Regions from separate parts of the Homo sapiens genome. Here region 2 is linked to region 1. A link is a loop called in an ENCODE intact Hi-C map of the cell type or tissue named here. Cell type or tissue: Calu3. All regions are shown on one strand. Each heading gives the region's core, and the rest is flanking DNA. Links, peaks and the distances in the headings are about the cores only.

Region 1 (8,908 bases), core at 1,688-6,687:
TTGGTGAGTGACTGGTCACTTTACTCAGGTCACACTGGCCTTCCTACAGTTGACAAGGCCAGGCTGGTGCCACCTTAGGCCTTTCCACAGGACTCCGCCTCATACCTCCTCTTCATAGGCCTCATCTTGCTATTTAGAGCTCTTCTGTGGCGTCTCCACTGCCCACCCACTCCACAGTAGCTCTCCTGCTCTGTCTGTCACTCTCCTTCGCTTTGTTTTGTGTTCTTCAAAACACTTACCACCATCTATCAAATTGTTTACACTATTTATTTGCTTATTACGTATCTGTGTGTGGTCTTTCCCCTGCCCCTGGGATGTCAGCTCCACGAGGGCAGGGGTTTTGTTGCTCATTGCTGTAACTCCAGCACCCAGAGCAGTGGCTGGCATATAACAGGGGTACTGTAGTTATTTGCTGAATGAATGAAAGAGGGGTCATTTCATCCAGGAAGCCTTCCTGATCTCTGGTCAGGGCTAAGAACCCCCTTTTTAGCTCTCATGGCCTCCCGAACCTCCCTCTCCCACAGCTCCTGCCCCACAAGCTGTAACTGCTGATTGACCCACTGTATTCTCCACTGGACTCTGGGCTCTGTGGGGTGAAATGATATTATGACCTTTGTCCGCCCAGCACTGGCAGAACACCTGGAGCAAAGCTGGCACTCAGTGCCTGGGAACTCATCAGGGCTGATTGCCTTCTGGGTGTCAGGTGACACCCTATTTTTGAGATAGGGTCTCACTCTGTCTCTCAGGATGGAGTGCAGTGGCACAATCACAGCTCACTGCAGCTTCGATCTCCTGGGCTCATGTAATCCTCTCACCTCAGCTACCTGAGTAGCTGTGACCACAGGTGTGTGCCACCATACTGGGCTAATTTTTTTGTTGTTGTATTTTTTGTACAGATGGGGTCTCACTATGTTTCCCAGGCTAGTCTCGAACTTCTAGACTCAAGTGATCCTTCCAAATTGGCTTCCCAAACTGTTGGGATTACAGGTGTGAGCCACAGCGCCTGGTCAGATGAACCTATTTAGAGGAGGCCAGTCACTGGCCACTTCATTCTCTTTGTGCTGTCAGTGCCAGGAGTAGAATACATTCTATGTGTCCCTTCTGAACGAATTAAAGGAGGAAATGGGAAAAGTAATCTGGCTATGGGATCTGAAGGGGATTTCAGAAATGGACTTTGACCAATATCTGAGTTCCACCTGCTCAGTGGACCCAAAGGAAGTGTGAATTTGGGGACTCAAGTTCATCTGTCTTGGCTTCGGGTCAGTTCTTCCAAAGTTTTCATCTCCTAGATATTTTCTTGGACCACTTGTCAGCCACATTTTCTACAAGTAGTGTTCTCGGCTTTGATGCTTTCCTTTCATTTCAGTACCTTTCACCCCTTCTCCCTCTGTGGCAGAGCAAGAGCCTTTTCCACTCTGCAGACCCATAGCTGCAACTGCAGCTGCCCTGGGAACCTTGCTCAGCCATCACTGCAATGCACAGGGGACGCCAGACCGTGACACCTGACCTCTTTCTCCGACTAAGCACCAGTCCTCTATCTTCTCTGATTTAAGCAAGAAACAGCATAGAACTGTGGAAAGGGTGTGTAATTCAGAGTTTGACCAAACTAGTTCCTAAAATGTTAACTCGAGGTGCTGATAGATGTGTTCATTAATTTGTGGTGATCAGTACACAACATATACCAAATCATCACGCTGTACACCTTGAACATATAAAATTTTAATTCGCCAATTAAGTATTTTCAATAAAAATAATATAACCCCTTTTTAAAAATGAAAATAAAAGTAAATGACACATTTAAATTTGCTTCCAAAAAAAAAAATACAAAAGAAGCCCTGCCTCATAACATGGGAGTGATCTTGGGCAAGAAATTTAACTTTTCAGGGCCTTGGCGTCCTCATCCACAGAGTGGGGATGTGCCTGTAGTTGTACACACATGTGTGTGCATGCACGGGTACACACACACACACACACACACTTCACATAGTTCCCCTTCTTATCTACCCTTTGATTTTAGCTTAAATCTTATCTGCTTCATCTAAAGTAGATTTCCTCCTTCAGTCTCAACCCTGTATGAGTTTTCTTCATAGCACTTACCACAATGTATAATTCATTGATTTATATATCTTTTATGTTGTCTTCCCCATGACAGTGCAGATAGGAGGTACAGCTATGTGTCACTACTGTATCTCAGACATTGAAATAGTGGATAGTATGTAATCATATGTACTACGAAAGTATATACAAAGTAGAAGTAGCTATACTTATACTATTATAAGTATATACTTATTCATTATAATTATGAATCATTTTAAAAGGTTAACAGTTGGTATATAATTATATTACTATTAATGCTCTCATTATTTTTATGAACAGTGGGGAAATTACTGGGAAGAAGGAAAAAGAAAGTCTCTGGGCAAGAAGGTCCCTTTTTGTTGGTTAATGGGGAAGGGTAATGCAGATTCGCAAAGGTCAGACTGGTCTCTGGTCCTGGCCAAGAGACTCTTAGCTTCCAATGAGAGGTGGCATGTGTTTCAGAGGTTGTCGTTTATGACTGGACCCCGAGTTTCAGAAGTTAAAGTGTCTTAGAAATCTCTTCCATTTCAGCCTACTCATGTAGTTTCAATTTATTTTAGTAATGAATTCAGTTGGCATTTTCCCTCTGGAACCCTGGTATTAAAACAAACGTGACAGAGACTCCACTTGCAGGTACAATAGCGTGGGAACAAAATGAACTTCGATGTACAATATGACTCCCAATATTGGTTCAGCCACAGCGTGACAGTTCCAATGAGTAAGAGCAATGGGAATCTCGTTAAGCCTTACAGTTTAGCACCAGCCTTCAGGAGAGGAGAAATCGTGTCTGATCGTACTGTCCTGTTAGCCTTGTAAATGTGCAGGAGAGAGGAATTGGGAAGCGAGGGGTGAGGGCGGGGGGTAGAATATATAAATCAAGAGATCAGCAATATTTATCCCAACTTTTTGATTGTTTTCTGATGGATCTGAAGAAAGACTAATTGATTAAAAAGGATTTATAAGAGAAGTAAAATGAGGTCATGGTCAGAAGGCTCAGACAGGTGGTGAGAGAATTGTTACTAGTCAGTAATCATTCTATTATTGAGCATCTACTATGTGCCAGGCACTATTCTAGGCATTGATGAAGAAGCCAAAGTCCATGCTTATATTCTGGCGAGAGGAGACAGACCACAACCAAACAAGCAAGCTAATGGATACCTTCTGTAAAGAATATAAAACAGGGTAACATTACAGGCAGTTACACTGAGGGGGGCAATAGAGACTGCTTTAGTTTGATGGTCAGGAAAGTCTTCTCTGAAAGTGTGACATGTGAGTGATAACTGGATACTTGGATAGAGGCAACTGCAGAGAGATGGAAGTTAATAGCATCTCAGCTGAGAAACAGAATGAGCAGAAGCTGAAAATAGACGAATCCTTCTAAATACAAAAATACAAATAATTACCACTTCTACATTCTTTACTATTTACTAGTGATGTTTATTATTTACCAGCTAAGTGCTTGGGACAAGTTATTTGATCATTCTAACTCAACAGCTATAATATGGCAGTAGTAATGACTGCGCGCCTCATAGCCTGTTATGAATTACATATAATAGCAATAAATGCCAATAGTTGTTGAGTATGATGTGCTGTGTACTATGTTAAGTGCTTCACATATAATAGCTCATTTATTTTTTTGATAATGTCCTTAATAAGACAAGAAGTGTTATCATCCCCATTTTGTGGATGAGGTGATTGAGTACAGAGAGGATGAATAATTTGCTTAAGCTCACCCAGCAAATGAGTGGCAGAGATGGGATTTGAACCCAGATCTTCTTCCAAAGTCCTCAACCTTAACCCGCATCTTCCAGATGCAGAAGTCTTGGGTCAGTGCCCATCAGTTACCTAGCCCGGTGCCTGCAGTGGTAGCCCTCAATGCTTTTAGCTCTGTCATTACTACGTACATTGCCTTTCTTCTACCTCCCAGCAGCCTTGAGTAATCTTGGAATCTGCATTTTAGAATGTGACATTCAGAAGTCAATGATTGCCAAAGAACTGGAGCTGGAAGCCAGATCTTCTGATTCCAAATCCCCAGGGTCCTTTTCCTACAGTGAGCATCCCTGGAGTTTTTGCTTATTATAATTGAGCATATTTTGAAAGGAATCCTCAGAAATACACACTGAATTTGCTTCAGTAGATCCAGCTGTTTGCAAAACAATAGGTCCAATTTTCTTCCTTAATACTGCTTCTATTAACATTTAAAAGATCCCTCCATATTCATAGTTCCTATTTTAAGCCAGAAATAAAATTGTCAGAGCCTTTCAGTATTCATCAGCTGATGAAACCCACCAGGATTCTGAATCAACACCTCATCTGCCACCTGTCAGCCCCAGCATCACTCTCTTTGCCTGCCTTGCTCCTCCTTGTGTACATCCTAGGAATTTCCAGATTTTCTTGAGGCTTCATAGGTAGGACTCTTTGTTCCTGGGGAGTTTGCTTTTATTTTCTTGTACATGGTCATTCCTGTTCTCTTGGATTCCTAGAGCTGAACTTTAAACTTGAAAACTGTTTTTTAAAAATAGTCTTTTTGGTTAGGATTGTCGGAATTTAGAATCGACTTCTGAGATTGGAGGACAGTGCATCTCATCTCATTGTCTTACAAGGCAATTACAGTTGGAAATAGGACAAAGAAGACATGACATTGGGGAGGTAAAACAGCTAGAGCATCTTCCTCATAGAACTGGTAAGGCTGGAGCTTCCTCTGATCTTTCTCTGAGGTTGGTGCAGACTTACAGCTGCAGTCCAGACCTTTTCTTTTAATGTGAGACTCTGATATTCAACCACCTACTCCGTGTCTCCACTTAGAAGTCTAGCAGGCACCTCAAATCTAACATGATAGAAACAAACACCGGAACTTCATCCTTAAATTTGCTCCTGTCTGTCTTCCCCACATCTGCTAATAACAACTCTATCCTTTGAGGCACTCAAGCAAAAATGTTGCTCAAGTAAAAAATGCCTAGCTCCTCCACCACTCTGTCCCCAATACCTATTCTTCTTCCCCAACACTTCTCTCTTTCTTCCAGGACCCCGTGTCGGATTCACCAGGAACTCCTATTGGCTTTTACCTTCAAAACAGATCCAGAGGCTGACCATCTCTCCCACCACAGGCCGAGTCACCACCCTCTCTCTTGGTTTCTGTGGTCTCCCTTCTTTATACTCGATGTGGCAGCCAGAGCGATCATTTTATTATTATTATTACTTTTTTTTTTTTGAGAGGGAGTCTCACTCCATCGCTCAGACTGGAGTGCAGTGGCACGATCTCAGCTCACTGCAACCTCCGCCTCCTGGGTTCCAGCGATTCTCCTGCTTTGGCCTCCCAAGCAGCTGGGCTTACAGTTGCCCGCCACCATGCCTGGCTAATTTTTGTATTTTTAGTAGAGATGGGGTTTCCCCATGTTGGCCAGGCTGGTCTCAAACTCCTGACCTCAAAAGATCCTCCTGCCTTGGCCTCCCAAAGTGCTGGGATTACAGGTGTGAACCACTGCATTCCGCCAGGGCAATCGTTTTAAATCTGCATCAGTACATGCCCCTCCTCTGCTCAAAACTCCCCAATAGCTTCTGTCTCTCAGGATGAAAGGCAAATTCTTAAAAAGGCTTCCAAGATCCCCACCTTCCCCTATTATCACTCTAATCTCATCTGACCTACCCCCTGTCCTCTATGCCTTAGCCACCCCGGCCTCCTTGCTGCTCCACGGACCTTCCAGGCACGGTCCTGCCTTGGCAACAGAAGTTCCCTTTGCTGGAAAGCTTTTCCTCTCCACAAGGCTGACCCCCTCACCAACTGCAAGTCCCTTCTCAGCCAAGCCTCCCATGATAACTTTATATAAAATTGCAAACTTGCTTCCATGTTCCCTCCCCTGTTTCATTTCGGATCACTATCTTGCATACTATACATTTAACTCACTGATTTTGTTTATTGTCTGTCCCCCACAACTTCAACTAAAATGTAAGCTCCATGAGGGAAGGAACTTTTGTCTATTTTTGCACTCTATTTCCAGTGCCCGGAAGAGTAGCTGGCAGCTGGCAGACACTGAAACATATTTATTAGGTGAGTGAATGACTGTTTAGGGATTAACACAGTGCCCAACTCTATCTAATCAGGAATCATTCCATGACAAAAAGGCAGAAAAGCAATTCAAGCCAGAAAGGAATGTGATTGGATTACTTCCAGTGCTGTTGGAAATTCAGGGAAATGTTATTTTCAGGGCAGCTCTATCCAGGAACTCAAATGAAGCCATCAGTCAGGGACTTCCTTTCTCTGCTGTCTCTAATTTCTTTCCTGTTAGCTTCATTCTCAGGCAGGTTTTTATTGTCCCCATCAACTTCAGACATACATGCTATCGGATAAGCAATGCCAGTGAGGGAAGATAAGCACCCCCCTTTTTTTTTTTAACATTTTCCCCTAAAGTCCAAGGACACCATCTCACTGGCCTGGCTCAAGTCAGGTGCCCATCCCTGGACCAATCCCTGTGATGCAGAGGAATGAAATACTCCCCTTGGCCAGTCGAATCATCTGATCATCCCCAGAGGAGAGTGAGAGAGTGGGGGTATCAGGCCCACCCACACTCCACAGACTGAGAAGGGAAGGAGGGGTGCCTCTGTAGGGAGAAACATACATAGGTGCCATTACCAGGCTCATCCTGCATTACCAACAGAGTGATTTCTGTAAAATATGGTTATGATCTTGTGACTATTATGCCCCAGAATCCTCAATGGCTCCCGATTAAAATAAATGCTGAAATTCTTGGTCTGGCATTCAAAACTCATCATAATGTAGCCCCAATCTATTCCTCTGGTTTTCTCTCTCACCAAGCACTCCCACATTCTCTTTGCTATGGAAACGCTGGACCATGTGCTATTCTTGGACCACTATTTGTTCATTCATTTATTTATTTATTCATACATCTATAACACTTATTAAGCACTTACTATATGCCTCCCAGCCTTTGTTCATTTAGTGACTGCTCTCCTGAATGCATTTTGCCTCCTCTATGCATATAAAAGCCAACACACTCTTTATGTCTCAGGTTAAGTGCCACATTCTTGAAGATGTCCTCATTCCTCTCCTACCCCGTCCATGCAACTCGGAATTATTTATTCCCTCCATCTCTCTCCATAATACTTTATTTCCTCTCTTGAAGCAGCATTTTTGAAGGTGCCTTGGTTTAATGTTATATATGTAAATACCAATTTCCTCTATTGGACTCTAAATTCTTTGAGGGCTTAGGCATCCCCTCTACACCATACAGGCAGTTAAAATATATTGTGTACATAGTACATCTCTAATAAAAATGAATGAATAACAAACCAAATTGCCTTAAACTTACAGTTTCTCTCTTCGTCACTGTGGTATGTTTATTTGTATAGCACACATTTGGATTTATAAAGTGTTTTCAGGCCTTACATGTTATTTACTTTTCAGAACAGTATTACTGGGTATTATCTCTATTTTAAGGATAAAGAAACAGAATCTCTGATAAGCTAGGCAACTTTTGGGCTGCATAGCTGATAAGTGGTAAGGATAAGAATTGAATTCAGATCCAATATTGACTCTATATCAGTCAAGGGTATTTTGGTGACTGTGTAAGTACAAAAAGTAATTTATTGGTTGATTGGTGGTAGTCAAAGAACCATGCTTTTTGGTAATCACTCTCTTGGGTCGTTCCCTCCCTCAGTGGCTCTGAGCATGGATGTGTGACTTGTTTTGACCAGTAGGACTTTAGCCAGCATGATGTAAGCAGAAGCTGGATAAGTCACGGTGCATGCGGACTTGCTTGTTTGGACTGCTTCCTTTTGGACCTAGCTGTTACACCCTAAAAAGCCCAAGCCACGGAGGGGAGAAGAACCATGCGCCCTTCAAGAGCCCCAGTTAAGTCCTCAGCTGCTACCAGCACCAACAGAGCATGTGAGGCTCATCCCATCTGGAGGCAACTGGTCCAGCCTCTAGATGGCTGAAACTCCAGCTGCAGAACCATGAGAGGGAATACAATGATTGTCATTTAAAGTCATTAGGTTTTAGAGCAGTGTGATACTCAAAAATAGGTAACAGAAACATCAGGCCAGCATCTGACTTACTCTGTCCAACCCCGAACCAATCACTGTGGCTGTGACTGTGGGGTCTTCTGGCTCCTGCCAGGACCACACGGAGCAGGGGAAGAGATTCTCAAGGAAGGGGTATGAGGATTTGTGTGTGACAAATAAAACTGGTGGCTCCAGAGCCAAGTCCAGGCTGCAGGAAGGCAACCTACCTCCTCAGTGGGTTAGGAAGGTGTTCATCTCATTAAGGAACCGTAGATTGTCAGAGGTTAAAAACTTCAAGTCCAAGTCTTTCATTTTACAGATAGTAAAATTAAGGCCTAGGGAAAACCATTTCCAGGGGCAAGATCCCATCAACCATCAGGCCAGATCCGGGTTACTGTGGGCCCTACTCTGGATCTACCATCCCATGTTTCCTCAGCGATGCTGGTTCTCAGGAGAGGGTGGAGGTGGGGTGTGAGGATGTACGTGTGTGAACATTTGTGTGTTTCCTAGTGTCTGCCCTGGGGTGGGATTGAGGATCCTTGGCGTGAGGGATGTCATCCTCCCAGAGCTCTGTTTTCACTCCCTTCTGGGCAGAGATCCACATTCACACACAAATCTGGGGTTAGTCAGACCCCACTCAGCTCCAGTTAGGAGTCCTCCTCAGCCTTTCCCGACACAACTGATTGTTAAACCACTTCAGGGCATGTCTCTAAAGTGTTGTGAAATTTTCATCAGAGAGGAGTATTTACAGTCAACATTTGGGACCTCAGGCTTCATGTAACACCCTGCTTGGTGTGAATTTGTGGCTCTT
Region 2 (7,327 bases), core at 2,102-7,101, 72 kb before region 1:
TATTTGCAGTTTAATTTTGTGATACCAAAAGAAAAAGCCTAGCATGACCCTTGTTGGAGACCACAAGCCCTGGGAAGTTGGACTTCTTCCCTCTCAGTTCAGTTGTCCCTGAAGCCAAGACTTTTTTCTTTTTTGAGACAGGGTCTTGCTCTGTTGTCCAGGCTGGAATGAAGTGGTGTGACCATGGCTCACTGAAGCCTGGTCCTCCTGGGCTCAAGCGATCCTCCCACCTTGGCCTCCCAAATAGCTGGGGCTATAGGCATGTGCCACCATGCTCAGCTAATTTTTTAATTTTTAGGAGAGACTGGGTCTTGCTATGTTGCCCAGGCTGGTCTTGAACTCTGGGCTCAAGCCATTCTCCTGCCTCTGCCTCCTAAAGTGCTGGGATTACAGGCATGAGCCACCATGCCCAGCTGAAGCCAAGATTTTTAATCACCAAGACCTTCTGCAAATCTGAAGTTTGCCTCTTTCAAATAAAAATTCAGAGCATTCTTCTCATTTATACCAAGTGAAATAGACATGACCTTGGAGAAGAAGTGCCCTGCCTGCCTATAGAGCTGAACTTCATGGAAGGAGCGAGTGGCTGTGCATCAGAGGGGTGCTAAAGACTCACACACCATTTGTCCACTGGACATAAGGTCATTTCTTTCAACAAAAAGTCTGAACTTAGGGAAACCTCCTGAAAGTCTCCAAGAAATGGGAAAGATCACTGATGGGTAAGTTATAGAAGTTATTTGCAATCATTTTTCACTCTGAGATAGAGCCAAAAGTCTTCCTTAGGAATATGAGATATGGCGGAATAAGTGACAGTTCTCTTTTCCATAAGGTTTTATCCACATAGGTGCCAATATCTTTGGCATTGTTCGCTGAGTCTTTTGTATCTTTATCTTCAGAAAGCCTTTCCTATCTCCTTCCCCAAAGCCTGGGTTGGGTCTTCCTCTTTTGTAAGCCATTGCACCCTATACTTCCCCTATCATAACACTCATCACCCTGTGTTGCAACTGCTGTTTTACTTGTCTGTCTGCACACCAGATTGTGAGCTCTGTAGCAGCAGGCTGTATGACTTATTCATCTTTATACTTGCTACGTCTACTCATTCATTCAACAAAAAAGTACTGAGTGCCTACAATAAATGAGACATACACAATACCTGCCTTTATGGGACTTATATTCTAGTAGCATCTAGTAAGCACTCATTTATTTGTTAAACAAACAAATGGAAGAGTAAATCAATAAATGAATATTAAATCACACTATGCCAGTTAAACCCAACCCAAACTTTGGTATTTAGTCAATGCTACTCTTAACAAAAGAACTCCAACATACCCAACTAGTTATTTCCCCAAGATTGGGGAGTATCCAAGCATGCTAGCCAAAGATAAATATAGTATTTTTCTAGGCCATCCTTTAAAAAGGCTCCATTATTTAAAACATGCCTTGAGCTATATCTACATCCCAGTTTTTCCAGTGGGTACTTGCCTTGGAGACTCTCGCTTATTGAAGACTTTTTCTTTCCAACATGCCCTCTGTACTGAGTGTATAATCACCACTGCAGGCAACCATGATGAGTGACAAAAAGTGCCAGCTGGCAGCTCCAGCAAAGGGAACAGGAGAGAGCAAGGAGGTATCTTTTTCTGCCTATTCAGAACATTGAAACCCAATTTATCGCTGGCCTCATGAGCCAAAGAAAGCAGCTCTCAGCAGCTGTTGATCTGAGAGGCTCCAATCTCATTTCCATGAGCTGGGTGTCATTGACACTCATCTGGCTTGTCTGGGAATGAATTGGCATGAAGGAGTCTTCCTCTTTTCATCCCTGAGGATTTGGGTGGGCCTGTTACAAATGGCAGAAAGAGTTATATGGTCACTCTTTTGAAAATAATGCCAAAGACTTTCTTGTTTTTGTTGTGGGTGGACATTCCTTAATAACTACTGCCTGGGGGGTTCTACTCTTCTCATTGCTTTCACCCTCACTCAGTAAATGCTGGTTTTCGCCCTCACTCAGTAAATGCTGGTAAGTCAGCTCTCAAAAAAAAAAAAAAAAAGGCTCTGGTTTGTAGCATTTGCCAATTTCCCTGGTATAAATACTCCTATTTTGGCTACCAACAGACATTGCTGAATGTGAAGTTGGGAAGAGATGTGCCCTATTGCCTGCTAAGAGCTGGTAGAAGCTGGCTCCAAAACACCACTACATAGCTCTCTAATTCACACTTGCTCCAGAGTGAAAGACTGCTTCTGGCTAGCACCATTGCCTTTCTACAACTGGGATTTTAGGATACAGTGTATTCTTTTGCATCTGCTATGTCACTGGGCTCTAATCATGACATTGCGGGGTATTATTATGCCTATTTGGTGGATCTAGAATTCTTAAGATCTAGAATAGGTCTTAAGAATATTCTTTCTACACTCCACCCTCTCCCTCTCCTGCCCAATCGCTACTTATCTTTTAGGTCTCAGCTTAAATATCACATTCCTGAATGTCCATGTCAGGGTCAGGTTTCCATGTGCTTTTATGATGCTCTCACATGCTCTCATGGTGGAATTTGACCAGTGGTGTTGAAGTGGCTTGCTTATTTATCTGCCTCCTTCACTGACTGTAAACTTTGTGAGGACAGAAACTTCTACCCAGCCCACCACTGATCTCAGTGCCTAGTGCAGTGTCTGGCCCAATAAGTATTGTGAGAAGGAATGAATCCATGAATGATAGTCTCCTAATTTCAAAGTTTCCAAATATGTCCTACCAGAACCCCCAAATATCAATTTCTTCATAGATTGGTTAAGGTTTTCAAGAACCAGGGGAGGCTCCTGCTAGAGTGCATGGTCAGCCAGACTTCTCTGTGGGCTGGGTGCAAGTGCTTGCCTCCTCTCGACATGGATCCTCGGCTTTGCCAAGTGTCACAGAAGCAAGCTGAGAAACCTGTTTGGTGTGCTATGAAATGTGCTCATTACATGCATGCCAAGACAAAGACATAGTCAGGAAGAAGCCTCCAGGAGCACCTGCATCTTGATGAGAGGATGAATGTTTATGAATATCCTGGAACCAGCATGTCCTATAATCACTGCAGGACTGAGCCTTATGGATTAGCATGAATTCCCTCAATTTTCCTCCTAGGAGGCTAGGAAAGGGTCGGGCTGCTTTGCATGCTGGGGAGCTGCTGACCTTTTGTCACCACAGAATGTCATACATACCTGAGGCACTCATGCAAATACTTAATCATCTTCTGTAAACACAGCCACTGCCACTTAAAACAGGCAGAAGTAGAGTCTACCACACATTAGTTACTTCCCTTACATTATGTAAGCCTGCAATATAGACTAGTAATGCAGATTTCAGGGTGTTCAGCTTTGTTCTTGAGTGCATATGAGAAAAAATAATTTAACAATTATCAGAGGATCCTGTGATGCCTCTAGAAGCACTGCTGCTCAATAAAACTATCTGCCATGGTGGAAATGTGCTATTCTATGCTGTCCAATACAGCAGCCACTGCCCATCTGTGGTTATTGAACATGTGCCATGTGCTAGTGTGACTGAGGAACTGAATTTCAAATTCTATTTACTTTTAATTATTTAAATTTGAAGAGCTGCATGTGGCTAGTGTCTACTGTGTTAGACAGCATAGTTCAAGATCTAACTATCACTTACAAGAAACACAGAGACTGGTGAACATGTTAAATGACAACACAGGGATGCAATAGGAAAAACTCAGAAAGTGGGAAACTACGAGGCAAATGACCCAATCTCTCTAATAAATAAACTGCATGGGAAAAAGGAAGAGGAGGTGTGCGTGTGGGGGAACCTAGAGCTTAAGAGATTTAGGAAGTTTATCAGCCAACTGCAATGTGTGGATCTTGGTGAATCCTGATTCAAACAAACCATCAAAAAATTATGAGACTGTCTGGGTGCAGTGGCTCATGCCTGCAATTCCAGTACTTTGGGAGACTCAGGTGGGAGGATCACTTAAACCCAGGAATTCAAGACCAGCCTGGGCAACATGGTGAGACCCTGTCTCTACAAAAAATAGCCAAAAAAATTAGCTGGGTGTAGTGGCATATGCTTGTAGTGTTAGCTAATTGGGAGGCTGAGGTGGGAGGATCACCTGAGCTCAGGAAGTCAAGGCTGCAGTGAGCTATAATCATGCCACTGCACTCCAGCCTGGGTGACAAAGCAAGACCCTGCCTCAAAAAAAGAAAAAAGAAAAAAAATTGAGGAAATTTAGACACTGACTGCATATGCGATGACATCAAGAAATGTTTAGATGTGATAATGATGTTGAGGTTATGCTAAAAAATAGAATCTTCATTTTCTAGAGGCAGCTCCTGACATATTTACCAATGAAAGAGTATGATGTGTGGACTTTGCCTCAGTTTCATCCAGTAGGGGGAGGAAGTGAATGGGATATAGATGCAATAAGATTGACCTTATGTTGATAATTGTGGAGGCTGGGCGATAGGTATATAAGCATTCATTATTATTATTTTCTCTATTTTTATATTTAGAAATACTTATAATAAGTTTGAAAAATCAAATCATCAGAGTAATCCTAATGTTGGTGTAAGAGTATGGGCAAAAAGGCACCTTCCTTGAATATTGGGAGCTTAAAATTTCACAGTGAGGAGTAACTAGGTACATTGGTCAAGATTTACATTACGTGTTTTCTTTGCCTTACAAATCCTAAAAATCCTAGTTTTAGGAATTTCTCCCATAGACATATGCTAGAATCTATGTAAAAGATTGTGAAGTGCAGGATCATTTATAATAGTGAAGAATTAGAAATAGCCTAAGTATCCTTCTGTTGTGGATTAAATAAATGATAGCAAGTAACTACTGTGGAATGCTAAGCAGCTTTAGAGAGAATGAGATAGATTGGGGTGGACTGTCATGGGAAAGATTCATGATCTAGTCTCAGGTTAAAAAGAAAAGCAATTTGCAAAAAAATATGTACACCCTGATCTAATACAAAATACATATGTGTATGTGTACACAAAGATAAAGCCTGGAAAAACATACACCTAATTAATTTGGGGAGGGGAGGAACTTACAACTGCCTCGTTACGTGTGGGTGTCAATTAGCTTCAACTCTTGTCGTTTGTTACTATGAATAATCAACAGCTGGTCCTCCCATCAGGTACCCTGGCCTTTCTCCTAGAAGAAAATGTATGTGTCTTCTGGGGCTGAGAGGTTTCATCCAACACAAACTGTTCATCCCTACTTCCAAAGTAGGGCACGTTTCAGAAGTTTATTTATCTTATGATAATAGCTCCCAATTACTGAGCATTGCCCCGTGCTGAGCATTGGGCTAATGTCTCTGTCACCTCACGGGCTCTGGAATAAATTCAGGTTCTCCCACTTGCTACTGTATCACTTTGGACTAGTTACTTCAGCTCAACTTCCTCATGTATAAAATGGAAGGAATATCAGTACCTATTGTATGGTTTTGAGAAGTCAGTGAATAATGCATAGTAAGTGCCTGGTGGATAGATATAAATACTCAATAAAAGTCCACTATCATTTTCTCACTTCAACCTTCCAACAATCCCTATGAGGTAAACGCTATTATTCATCCATTTGACAGATAAGGAAATTGAGTCTTAGAGACAATGGTGTGCTGGAGCCAGCTTCCATGGGCTTGTGAAAGCCAATTGTTAAATTTTCAAAAGTTTTTTGAGTTGGCCGACATCATGTTGATAGTTTGAAAGTAGCCATGATGGGGTATTTCTGCCATGAAAATGAGCGAACCCATTTCCCCCACAGAGCTGCTTGTTAAACATTTACCAGCACACCACTACTTAGAGCAGTAAGATAACTTATCTGAGGCCCCATGGCTGGTGAGTGGCAGAGCCTAGTTCTAGCTAATTCCAAAGGTCTTGTTTGGATATTTGTAGATATGCTTTGTTTGAACAAATCCCTCTTTAAAAGTAACTCTTATCTCCTGGAAAGGCTGTTTAACATCATGTCCCTTGACACTGATTCTCAGATTTTTAGGGTGCATTGGAATCACTTGGAGGGCTTGTTGCAATAAATTGCTGGGCCCTACCCCAAGAGTTTCTTCTGTAGTAGGTCTGGGGTGGGGCCCAAGAATTTGTGTTTCTAGCCAGTTCCCCCAGGTGATGGTAATCCTGCTGGTCTGGGGACCACACTTTGGGAACTATTGTTCTAGCGCAAAATCAGAAATTTTGTGCTATAAACCTTGCCATAATCTTACTTAGGGCCAGGACTTTAATCAGTTCTTTTCCAACAGAATTTAGATTCTAGGCCCTGAGTTTTTCACAGGTGACCATTTGGTAGGATATCTGTGTTCCCAGAAGTATGAGCACAGGAAAACAGGAACCCAATCTTGGTGCCTGTTTCTCCAGTTGGCCCCCATTTAGCTCTGGCAGATATCCCAGGAGCCAGGGCCTCTCCCCACACACAGCAGGAGGCAAATGAAAAAAAGGAAGATTTCAAAGTCTATCTTTAAAACCTGGCAGAAACCTGCCCTATAATTACCCTAAGTGAACTAGTTACAACTTCTCTCGTATTGATGTAGGATTATTATGAGATTGTTCACACAGTCTGGTGGAATTCAACTAATGAATTTAGAGGTGTTTTTTTTCTTTTTTTTTTTTTCCTTAAAACCACCCTCCTAACTAACTCCTGCCTCCTAAATATTGTAGAAAACAAAACCAGGAAGGAAAATGAGGTAAACCCTGAATTAATGTTCTCAATCAGAAAATGTTTATTTACTGAAATGATTGCTGCTTTTGGAAGTACAACTTGCTAAGTCTGGTTTTCTAACTTAAGTATTTCATTTTTCAAAAACACTTAGATGGGGCATGAAGAGTAGACGAAGCAGGAGGGCATGAAGACATATATAAAAGCACCCTGTGGACATCCCTGCAAAGGAATCTAGAGAAGCTAGGATGGGGCGTTGGCCATCCCAAGTTTGCAGTGATTTGACTTATCTCTGCAACCAGGTTCTATGAATGTGCTGGCCAGTGTTGTAGAAGGAAATAGACCAGGGTGAGGGCTCTGGTGGCCACTCTTATAATCTTAGGTTTGGGAGGTAGGAAAGGTATCCTCGGCTTAAAATGTACCAAGGGCTTATACCATATGGACTTGCTTTCATTTAGGGAATCTGATTTCAGGAATATGATTTTTTGCAGATAATCGGAATCCCAGTTTCTTGAGAGTAGGAACCAAATCTTACAAATCTTTCTGGCCCTATGTTCCAGAGCACAGAATTAGTGTGTAAGAATCTCAATAAATGCTTATGAATGACAGGATGTTAATTTGGAAAGAATAAGGGTTTTAGAGTCAGTGATTTGCTTTCAAATCCCATCTAAACTTTCT

What was found. Hi-C counts contacts between places; a loop is a spot of excess contacts. Peaks named below come from ENCODE experiments on the same cell type or tissue, not always from the same donor. Only the 100,000 strongest peaks of a DNase experiment are listed, where the experiment ranks them.
Region 2: a loop joins it to region 1, with 5 times the contacts of the local background. A loop is called at or near these places in 6 of 110 quality-filtered maps.

Annotation. Positions count from the first base shown.
Region 1 is chr5:145,903,908-145,912,815 of GRCh38, reverse strand. It overlaps a transcript of GRXCR2 not described here. Among named protein-coding and RNA genes, the nearest start is that of SH3RF2, 28 kb to the left of the region's middle. In Calu3, for the core only: no CTCF peak of the experiment used is centred there; a DNase peak (open chromatin) is centred at 4,415.
Region 2 is chr5:145,977,963-145,985,289 of GRCh38, reverse strand. The region is part of intron 2 of SH3RF2 (SH3 domain containing ring finger 2); the gene reads right to left. All of the region lies in intron 3 of LOC107986458 (a long non-coding RNA gene), which reads left to right. Among named protein-coding and RNA genes, the nearest start is that of SH3RF2, 45 kb to the right of the region's middle. RefSeq lists an enhancer at 5,650-5,944. In Calu3, for the core only: a CTCF peak has its summit at 4,346 (motif pointing right); DNase peaks (open chromatin) are centred at 2,889, 3,149 and 5,789.